2 separate regions of the Homo sapiens genome follow, and region 2 is linked to region 1. The links are chromatin loops, found by intact Hi-C in ENCODE. Cell type or tissue: natural killer cell. All regions are shown on one strand. Each heading gives the region's core, and the rest is flanking DNA. Links, peaks and the distances in the headings are about the cores only.

Region 1 (5,386 bases), core at 150-5,149:
CCAGGTCAGGACACACATGTGCCCAGTGTGTGTCACAGCCACTCACATGACATGATGAAAGAACCATCACTCTGCTCCTTATATAAGGGGCTTCTGATAATAAGCAGCCTCAGAGATCTAATTATTTATCTGGAGGGAAAAAGCGATTGTGTTGGTTTTGCCTAAATGCTCAAAGTTTCATGAGGAAAATATTAACAAGGACCTGCTTCCGGGTTGCGGCATCTCACGGGGGTTGACAACCCTTCCCCCAAACTGCGGAGGGGAGGCAACAGGAAGGACCTGGGCATCCACAGGGAATAATCACATTTTGGGCCACTGTTTATGCATGTTGTCAGCAGAGAGAAGAGAAAAGCAACAAAATCTGCTTTTCATGGGCAGAAAGCAAATCTAATGTTCCGGTATTTACAACTTCAATATTGATAGAGTCTCTTGCCTCTGTAGAACTGAATCACAGGAAAACATGTAATCTTTCCTGGCCCTTGTTTGGATAGGGCAGAGATAAATTAAAAAGTTACTTTTTCCTCCCTTTACATCAAGCAGTACAACTTATTTCTGTAATCAACATCAGTGAGATTCACCTTTCGGGAAATCAGAATTTTCTCTTCAGCCACAAATCCATTTTAGGTAAACATCATTGACCACCCACATGTAGAGACGCTTTGTTGGGAAAATCACTTTCCCTTTTTTCCTTTTCTTTGTGATTTTGTAGCAATGTATGGGAGGGTGCATTCCACTAAGAAAGTCTATTGTTCTCTAGACTTATTCCACGTAGGACAATGGAATCGAGGTTTGTTTTGCTGAACATACATTATAATTTCCATAAATACAATTACATTCCAGTGGAAAATATTCTGCAATAGAAGTTCAGTCGCCTGCATAACTGTAGTGTTGGACATAGAAAATGAAGACCGTGTCATTCCCTGAGACGATCAAACGATTACTAAATTTTTTCAAGTTTTCATATTGAGGGGATACTCAGTCATTTGTTTAATAACTGCTCACCAAGTGGCTGTTACACGACAGTCATCGTTCTAAGTTCAAAAGGTACAAAGGAGACATCACTCCTGCCTGCGTAAGGTTTTCTGTCTGCAGAAAGAAATCAGATTTGGACTCAGCTCTCACACCTGATTAGCACTATGAATATCATGTAGGTGGGATTTGGAATGCATAGGGATCAAAGGAATGTGATTTAATCTTTACAATCACCTGGAGAGGGTTGCAATATTACTCACATTTTATAGTTTTATGGCTGAGAAAGGAAATGCTTAGAGAGGTCAAGCAGCAGCCCAAGGCTACAGCTAGAAAGTAGCAGATTCTGAACCTATATATGTGTGGCTTAGAGCCTAGGTACTCTCTTCCTTCAGGAGGACAAAAACAAGGATTGCTATGGTGTTTGCAGCTGTCCCTAAAATTGTCTTCATATAATACAATTTTGATGTTGGTGATACCAGGACTGGGTTTGAGTGTTTGTAAATGTACTGGGGTAGGTTAACCACAATCTCCTGTTATTCTTAATGGTATGAACATGTGTCTATTCAAAATCATTACCATTTGGAAACAACAGAAATATCCAATGCAAAGAGTAGGTAAATCATGTATCATCCATATAAAATCATAATATGCAGATATCTGACATATTATTACAAAAGTATACAAAGTTTTTAAATGAATATCAAACAATGAAATGGAATTGAAAGGTACAAAATTGTGTGTGTGTGTGTGCATTCACAATCCTTTGTAAAATGACTGTATGAAAAGAAATGAGAAGAAAAATACCTAAAATATTAACATGAGAAGTACATTTTAAAATTCATTTTATTTTTCCAAATGTTATCCAATATATATTCATTGAAGTAATAAACTAAAATACAAGTCATTTTATCAAAGCCATCTGTACTCACTAAGAATAGTCAATAAATCACAGCATTTTTAGACTTAATATCAGTCAAGAAGAGTCACTGTCAGCTTTTCTCCTTCTTGGTTTCCCCCTCAGGTGGTCTACAACTGATATTTCATGTCATATAAACACACTGAATTTTGCAATGAAAGAAATGTGTAGAATTGCAGTTGCATTGGAATATGATGGAGAGATGTATTTTTAAATATATCAATGTTTATCTCTCTCTCTCTAGCTATCTCTGTCCTATCTATCTATCTATCAATCATTTCTCTTTTTCTTAATTTTAAGGAACAAATAATTTACACTTCCTGAGCACTAACAGTGTCCCCGGCACTGAACTTGAATTATTGCACTGAATCCTCCTGACAGCCCTATGAGGAAATTATTATAGACACCCCCATCTAATGTGACATATGCAAGCCCACATTGTCAGCAAGGGGCAGAGCCAGGATGTGCATCCGGGCAGCCTCTCTCCACCCCTCCCCTCGCAGTCCCCATCAGTTGGTTTTGTTACTGTGCCTTTCTCTTGAACACAGCCCTTGGCGCTGTCCCTGGCTCATGGCGGACACTCAACACTCAGCCACGGTTGTTGCTGCTACTATTACTATTCACTTCTTATTTATTCTTACATCACCTTTTGTGGGTTGTTATACCCAGTGCTTTTTCTCCTGTTTATACCTGTTTGAAAAAATATAAAGAATCCTTCAATTTGAAGATTTTTGGTTTATCAAATGCAGAAGAAGGAAGAGGATATTTATATAAGTTTTTCAAGATGAATCTTTTAGAAAACCTACAAATCAAATATTCATTCCAGCTAGGGCAATAGAAAATATCTATACTGTTCTACAGTGAACTTCCCTTTTCTCCAGGAATGTCTGCTATGGAACGCGACCATCACTGGCAACTTCTACAGGAGGGCCTGCTTAACAAGCTTTACCAAGGTCCAGCCCACACTCTTTAAACTGGCCTAGAAGGTCCTTCCTACTCTGCCCCTAACTTCCCTTCCAGCCTCTCTTCCTGCCCTAACCCGTTCTTAATCCATCAATTCCCCCATACAGCCAAACCAAGCCATGCTCACTGACTCATGCCTTCCTATTTCGCACCTCTGGGTCTGCACAGATTCTTTGAGCTGACAGTGGACACATCCTCTAAGACGCAGTGGAAGCATGAGGTCTGGGAGGGGCCTCCAGACTCTGGCCCAGCTCAAGATTCACTCTTCTCTTCCTAGAGGTCTTCCAGTAGAGTATCCTTTCCCCATATGCTAACTAATATCCCTGAACAGCATCACCTTCTCTAGACTAGGAAGCTTTGGGAGCAGGATCTGAGTTCTGGGCATTCTCAGTGCCCAGCATGCCAGTGGCATATGGGTGGGGATTAATGAGGACTTGTTAGGGTACAACTTTGGTGGTCAGGTCAATGAAGCAGCATTGATAACTCCACTTAGATAAATGAAGCAAAAAGGGAAGTTTATCCTGAAGATAATGAGACGTCACAGGGAGCTTAAGAAAGGAACACTGGTAGTCTTCACGAATGGATAGAAAAAAGATCCTCATGTCAGGTGCTTTCAGGCCCTCTCAGCTTTTGTCCATGTCCCTTATTTCCTCTCCCTCTCTCTCTCTCTCCTTCCCTCCCACCATCCTTTCATGCCCCCTCCCCTCTCTCCTTTTGTTTTTCATATCTACTTGATAAGAAATGTGGTAGCCAACACTTCAGCCAAAGTCTTCACATATCCCTTCTCTCTTCCAGACTTTCTCAACAAAACTGTACCCCATTTCCCAGTTTCTGTCTCAAAATTTCCTAGATAAGCCTTAGATTGGCTTATTTGGGGTTGGATGACCAACACGAGACCAATAAAACAGCCAGGGGACAGAGTAACATTCTACCACTAAAGTGGATTTTAAAATAACAGTAAAGATATGGACAGTCAAGCTGGGCAGTTACTAGAAAAAACATGATGAGAAGCAAATTATAAAGATGTCCTGTGCAGGTGTGCATGCGCACACACACACACACACACACACACTACCCAAAACATAGTAGGCCTGCCAAAATATTTGTTGAATTACTAATTCAATTATTAATACAGGTTTCATTATTGAGGAATACGTATTCATAATGGTGGCTTTAGTCCTGGAAAAATTCTCTGCTTCCTGTACCCTCAGAGAAGGAAAATGAATTTTCACTGCAGTTCAAATGCTTGCTGGGGTCAAAACACTCTGTTATCTTGAACATATGTCTAATGATATTTGCTTTAATGAAGAGCCACAGCTTACCTCCTTCTCCACAGCACTTGATCTTGCATTTGGGGTGTGGAAGGTCACCCAGCGTGTTCTTGCCCTCGGCTTTGGCTCACCCTGCTGGTGACGAGACCACAGAAGGATAATAAAGAATGGGACCCAGCCTTCCATTAATAGTTTGGCTGGGTTTCCATTGCTGCCCTCTCTCAGCTTGTGGTCCTGCAATGAGTTTCAGTCAAAAGCAAAAGGGAAGTGGTTAGTTTTAAAAGGAGTATCTGCACTTTAACAGCCACTGGAGTCTCTGCAGTTTGCCCATTGAGTTGCAGTGGGGTAGAAACACGGAGCACAGACAGGCACCAGGGCATCGCAGTTACAACGACAAGCTGCAGAGCCAACCCAACTGGGTTCATTTCTGCCTTTTTTCACTTATTAACTTGGTCCATTTTCTTCATCTCTCTGTGTCTCTGTTTACTGTAAAATAGGCATAACAATAGTACCATGCCTACAGGCTCATTCTAGGGCATAAATGAATGACTGAGAGGGTTGACATTGTGCCTGGAACATAGCAGGATGCTCAGGTCTCAGAAGCATGGAGTCATAAACTCACTCCCGAGCTGTCCTTGCGCCATCTTCCGTCATATCCCCGTGTTAATAACCTAAATCTTCATGCCACAGGATTCACTGAAACCCATCCTTCTGCCTTCTCAGACACTCTGGTTGTTTGCCTCTCTCATACCTTGACCTCGAGGATGGAGAGGCTTGACCTTCTCCATCCTTCTTCCCTGATTCTCTTGTGACTTCTCTGTACTACCATGGCCATCTCCCACTCACTTCAATGTTCACACACATGCACACATGCACAGACTGGGCTCTGCTCCTTCCCTCATGGGTCTGCTGTGGTTGCAGATCCCACTGAGGGAGTGGGAAGGGCAGAATGAATTTACAACCCAAAGAGGAAGCACCTCAACCTCAATAGTGACTTAGCACTGTTCTTTCTACCCGGAAACCTCCTGCCCTCACAAAGGTCCCTATGCTCCTCCTCCTTCATTCTCAGCCTACCATGGCCTGGGCAGCTGTGGTCATCTCCCTGTGAAGAGCCAGCTATGCCCTGATGCCAAGCCTCAGCCAGACCCCACGTGGTCCTTAGAGACCTAGGAAGGCAGACTTTCACTTCACTCAGTAGATGTTAAACATCCTAGTGGGAACATTAAGCACTCGAATAATTTCATAGATTCTGGATTTTTCCCAA
Region 2 (5,386 bases), core at 150-5,149, 76 kb before region 1:
ATATAAATAAAATATATATATATATTTTATAAAATATATATAAATAAAATATATATATATATTTTATTACACTTTAAGTTCTAGGGTACATGTGCACAACGTGAAGGTTTGTTACATATGTATACATGTGCCATTGTGGAAAACAGTGTGGCAATTCTTCAGGGATCTAGAACTAGAAATACCATTTGACCCAGCCATCCCATTATTGGGTATATACCCAAAGGAATATAAATCATGCTGCTATAAAGACACACGTATGTTTATTGTGGTACTACTCACAATAGCAAAGACTTGGAACCAACCCAAATGTCCAATAATGATAGACTGGATTAAGAAACTGTGGCACATATACACCATGGAATACTATTTTCAGCCTTCTTAAAAGTATATCTCTCTTAAAATACAGGCATACTTGAAGACATTGTGTATTCAGTTCCAGATCACTGCAATAACATGAATATCATGTTAAAGCCAGTCACCCAAGGTTTTTGGCCTCCCAGTGCCTGTAAAAGTTATGTTTACTCTATGCTGTAGTCTATTAAATGTGTACTAGCATTATGTCTAACAAGTATACATACCTTAATTAAAAATTACTTTGTTGCTAAACAAGTGCCAAGGATCATCTGAGCCTTCAGAAAATCACAATCTTTTTGCTGGTGGAGAGTCTGGCCTTCATGTTGATGGGTGCTGACTAATTAAGGTGTTGGTTGCTGAAGGATGGGGTGGCTGTGGCAACTACTTAAAATAACACAAAAATGTAATTTGCCACATTGATCAAGTCTTCCTTTTATAAAAGATTTTACTGTAACATGAGATGCTGTTTGACAGCATTTCACCCACAGTAGAACTTCTTTCAAAATCAAAGTTAATCTTCTCAAACCCTGCTGCTGCTTTATAAACTAGGTTAATATGATATTATCAATTATTTGTTGTCATCCAACAATGTTCACAGCATCCTCACCGGGAGTCAATTCCATCTCAAGAAACCACTTTCTTTGCATATCCGTAAGAAGCAATTCTTCATCCATTCAAGTCCTACCGTGAGATTGCAACAATCAAGTCACATCTTCAGGTTCCACTTCTAATTCCAGTTCTCTTGCTATTTTCACCACATCTGCAGTTACTTTCTCCACTAAAGTCTGGAACCCTTCAAAACCACCCATGAAGTTTGATATCAGCTTCTTTCAAGCTCCTGTTAATATTGCTTTTTGACCTTCTAGGAGATGTGAATGTTCTTAATGACATCTAGAATGGTGTATTCTTCCCAGAAGGTTTCCAATTGACTTTGCTCAGATGCATCAGAAGAATCACTATCTACGGCAGCTATAGCCTTAAAAATGCGTTTTTTTAAAAGTAATAAGACTTGAAAGTCTAAATTACTTCTTGATCCATGGGCTGTAGAATGAATATTGTATTAGTAGGCATGAAAGCAGCATTAATCTCTGTATACGTCTATATCAGTGTTCTTGGGTAACTAGGTGCATTATCAATGAGCAGTAACATTTTGAAAGGAATTTTTTTTAATATTAATAATAGGTTTCAACAGTGGGCTTAAACCATTCAGTGAACCATGCTGTCAACAGATTTACTTTCTGGGCTTTGTTGTTCCATTTATGATGCATAGGTAGAGTAGATTTAGCCTAATTCTTAAGGTCCGTAGGATTTTCAGAATGGCAAATGAGCGTTAGGCTTTAGTTTAAAGTCACCAACTTCGTTAGATCACAACAAGAGTTAGCCTGTCCGCTGAAGCTTTAAAACTAGGCATTGACTTCTCCCTAGCAATGAGAGTCATAGATGGCATCTTATTTCAATGTAAGACTATTTTATCCTCACTGAAAATATGTTCTTCAGCATAGCCACCTTCATCAATGATCTTAGCTGGATCTTTTTCAGAACTTCCTGTAGCTTCTGCATCAGCACTTACTGCTTCACCTTGCACCTCCATGTTATGGAGAAGGCTTCTTCCCTTAAACCTCATGAACCCACCTCTGCAAGCTTCCAACTTTTCTACTACAACTTCCTCACCTCTCTCAGCTTTCATAAAATTAAAGAGAGTTAGTGCCTTGCTCTGGATTAGGTTTAAGGGACTCTTGTGGCTGCTTTGAACTTCTACCATGACCACTAAAGCTTTCTCCACATCAGCAATAAGGCTGTTTCACTTTCTTATCATTTGTGTGTTTACTGGAGCACTTGAATTTCCTCCAATAACTTTCCCTTTGTATTCACAATATGTCTATTTGGTGCAAGAGGCCCAGCTTTCAGCCTGTCTTGACTTTTGGTGTGCCTTCCTCACTAAGCGAAATCATTTCTAGCTTTTGATTTAAAGTGGGAGATATGTGACTCTTCCTTTCACTTGAACTTTGATGCCATTGTAGGGTTGTTAATTGGCCTAATTTTAATATTGTTGTGTCTTGGGGAATAGTGAGGCCCAAAGAGAGGGAAAGAGACAGGGGAATGGCTGGTCAGTAGAGCAGTCAGAACCCACATAACACTTAATTAAGTTTGCCATCTCATGGCACATACAGCCCCAAAACAATTACAATAGTAACATCGAAGATCAATGATCAAAGATCACCGTAACATATATAATAATAATTTTGAAATATTGTGAGAATTACCAAAATGTGACACAGAAACATGATGTGAGATCATGTAGTTAGAAAAATGGCAGAGATAGACGCTCAACACAGGGTTATCACAAACCTTTGATTTAAACAAAAAATCAAAACAAAACATGTCTGTGAAACAAAGTAAAATCAAACATAAAACAATGAGCATGGCTGTAATAGGTTCTTCAAAAGCAATGACACCACAGCAGCCATGAGCACACCTAGTGCCCAGGTCTTGGTTTCTAATTCCAATTCCCAATAAAAGGAGCCCACGTTCCTTGAAGAATGGCTGATTTTAGGCCTGAGGCAAGAAATATACAAGATGAGCCTGGCATATGACAGTGCCAGAAAGCAAAGCAGTGTTCAAAAGACAAAATAATGGGGTATGTCAGAAGAAAACAGAAGACAAACGAAAGAGCTCCAAATGCTCAGAGCTACAACAATTTGAGCAATACAACAAATAACATCGTATTGAATTATAATCTGAAATATAACATAGCCATGATTTTATCCTAATAATAATGAATGACTGAATAAAGACATAAATGGGAGATAATGAATAAATCTCTCATGCAGAAGAATTCCAAATAATTTATTTAGATACTCTGCCCTCAAGGAGGTGAAGCATAACTCACCACCCCTTAAGTGTGGGCAGTACATAGCAACTTCCTTACAAAGAGTTCAATGTGCAAAGGAAGAGAATAAAGAGTCACTTGGCAGTGGAGAAACCTGACAAACCCTCCTCAGAGAGGTGACGGAGGTCAACATCAACAGGGATAAGTCACGTTGACAGTATGTGCCCATGATCTGATGGGATGAGCATGGTGGTTTATCTCTGTGATCTTCCTTTTCAAGATCTGTACCACCAATCGTACCATAAGAAAAACATCGGTTGAACAAAACTGAGAGAAATTCTACAAAATACCTGGCAACATCATCAGAAACAAGGAAAGTCTGAGAAACTCACAGTCTACAGCTAACAGACCACAGGGATGTGATGGCTAAATATAACATAGTATACTGGGTGGAATCCAGGAAGAGGAAAAGGACACTACATAAAAAATAAGGGCATCAGAATAATGTATGGACTTGAGTTAATCTCAGTGTATCAGTATTGGTTTATTAGTTGTGGCAAATGCACCAAACTAAAGTCAGATGTTAACAACAGGAAAAAATGAGTGTGGGGCACAGGGGAACTCTTTGTACTCTCCGCAATGTTTTTTTGTTTTGGTTTTTGTTTCTTTTTTGTAAATCTAAAACTATTTCCAAAGAAAAAGATTATTTTAAAAAGTGCAAACGTAGAATGGTCCTGTCTTTTATTTTCTATTTTTTTCCTTCTTTCTGTTTTGGATTCACTTTTGTGAAAGACACATTTCACTGGACTATAAATTAGTGATGACGACTGTGGCTACCGTAGTGGGCAGGGCTGTTTGCCCTAAAATACCTGGCTCCAGTTCCTTGTGTCGATTATGTTGCTGTTATCATTGTTGTTATTCTCTAGTGAGGAGCTTCAGAGAGCTTTCTGTCTAGTTCTCATCTGTCATGTTTTACTCGTTCACTGTCTGTGGTGGCCTCTTGCTTATTTCTGGGCTGTATTTTTAGAGTCTGAGAGTATAATCCAGTAGAAGTGCGTATGAGTATACGTCAGTTTATGAAAACGTGGGGCAAAAGCAAGTGGGTAGCTTTGGAGCGTGGTCCTCAGTCCTCTTTGTAATGCATCTTCAGTCTATTTGCAGTTCTTCCTAGATTTTCTTTCTAGTTATCAGCTATGTTCTTGACAGGAAGAGTGACAGAAAATTTTCATTCTGGATAAGGCCATTTCTAGGCAATTACACCTTCTGACCACCCTCTAAAATTGAAAAAAAGTTTTATGAAATAACATTGTAGAGCTCCTTTTCAAATCCTCTGACCTGAGAGTAATGTGGGAGAACCTGAAGAGCCCCTTGAAGCCATCAAGTGTACTTTCTTAAAGGACAGGCTTTCCAAAGCACATGGGCCTGTATTTCCCTCCTCCACGTGTCAGCTGAAATCCAGCACCAAGGATAAATTGGGTTGGACAGCACAAGCCCCAGCGCCAACACTCTAGTCAAACCAAAGCCCCGGAGACCGCTGAAAACATTAACTTCAAAGAACGGATTGTGTTTGCCCAGCTCTCTGCTTCCTGGTTTTGACCAAGACTAGGATGAGAAAAGCAAGCGTTTTTCCTTTGTGAGGTGTCAACTAGTTCATATCTGCAGCTCTGGAAGAGTGTCTGACTTATCAAACACCCTTTGAAGCCAAAAGGGATTGAGAATATACAGAAGTCGAATCCGTGGGTGTGTCTTCTCTCTCTCTCAATCTCTCTCCTTCCCCCTCCTTCTCTCCCCTATTTTCCCCATTTACTCTCTGTATCCACAGTTCTCTTTTTCAGTTTGTCCTTCTGTTGCACCTTTGCGAGCAGCTTAGTAGAGAGGAAAGCATGTACAGCACTGGCTGTGGAGCAACTTTTCCCAGTACTTGAATCCTGGCCCCCCTAGTTTTTACGTTTGGCTTAAGTTTCCTGAGCTCTCTGAATCTCAGTTATCAGCTTAAAGAAAGATGACGATACTTTCCTGGCCGAGTCTTTATGGGGATCAATGACACATAATGCCCAGCCGGGCAGGGGGAGCTCAGTTGATATGAGCTTCTTCCTCTTCTCCCTTTGGATCTTGGTGTATTTTACAATCTAGTCACATCACTTTCTGTATGTCCAGCCACCTCTCCATGCAGGGCTGCCACTTGGTTCACTCTACTACTTT

Evidence for each region. Peaks named below come from ENCODE experiments on the same cell type or tissue, not always from the same donor. Only the 100,000 strongest peaks of a DNase experiment are listed, where the experiment ranks them.
Region 2: a loop joins it to region 1, with 2.0 times the contacts of the local background. A loop is called at or near these places in 3 of 110 quality-filtered maps.

What each region holds. Positions count from the first base shown.
Region 1 is chr14:97,706,763-97,712,148 of GRCh38, reverse strand. It overlaps LOC105370651 (a long non-coding RNA gene), which reads right to left. Exons shown (of 5, transcript XR_944186.4): 2 at 4,174-4,356. Among named protein-coding and RNA genes, the nearest start is that of LINC02291, 23 kb to the right of the region's middle. In natural killer cell, for the core only: no CTCF peak of the experiment used is centred there; DNase peaks (open chromatin) are centred at 2,358 and 4,338; H3K27ac peaks cover 2,819 bases.
Region 2 is chr14:97,782,415-97,787,800 of GRCh38, reverse strand. All of the region lies in intron 3 of LOC105370651 (a long non-coding RNA gene), which reads right to left. Among named protein-coding and RNA genes, the nearest start is that of LINC02312, 22 kb to the right of the region's middle. In natural killer cell, for the core only: no CTCF peak of the experiment used is centred there; no DNase peak of the experiment used is centred there.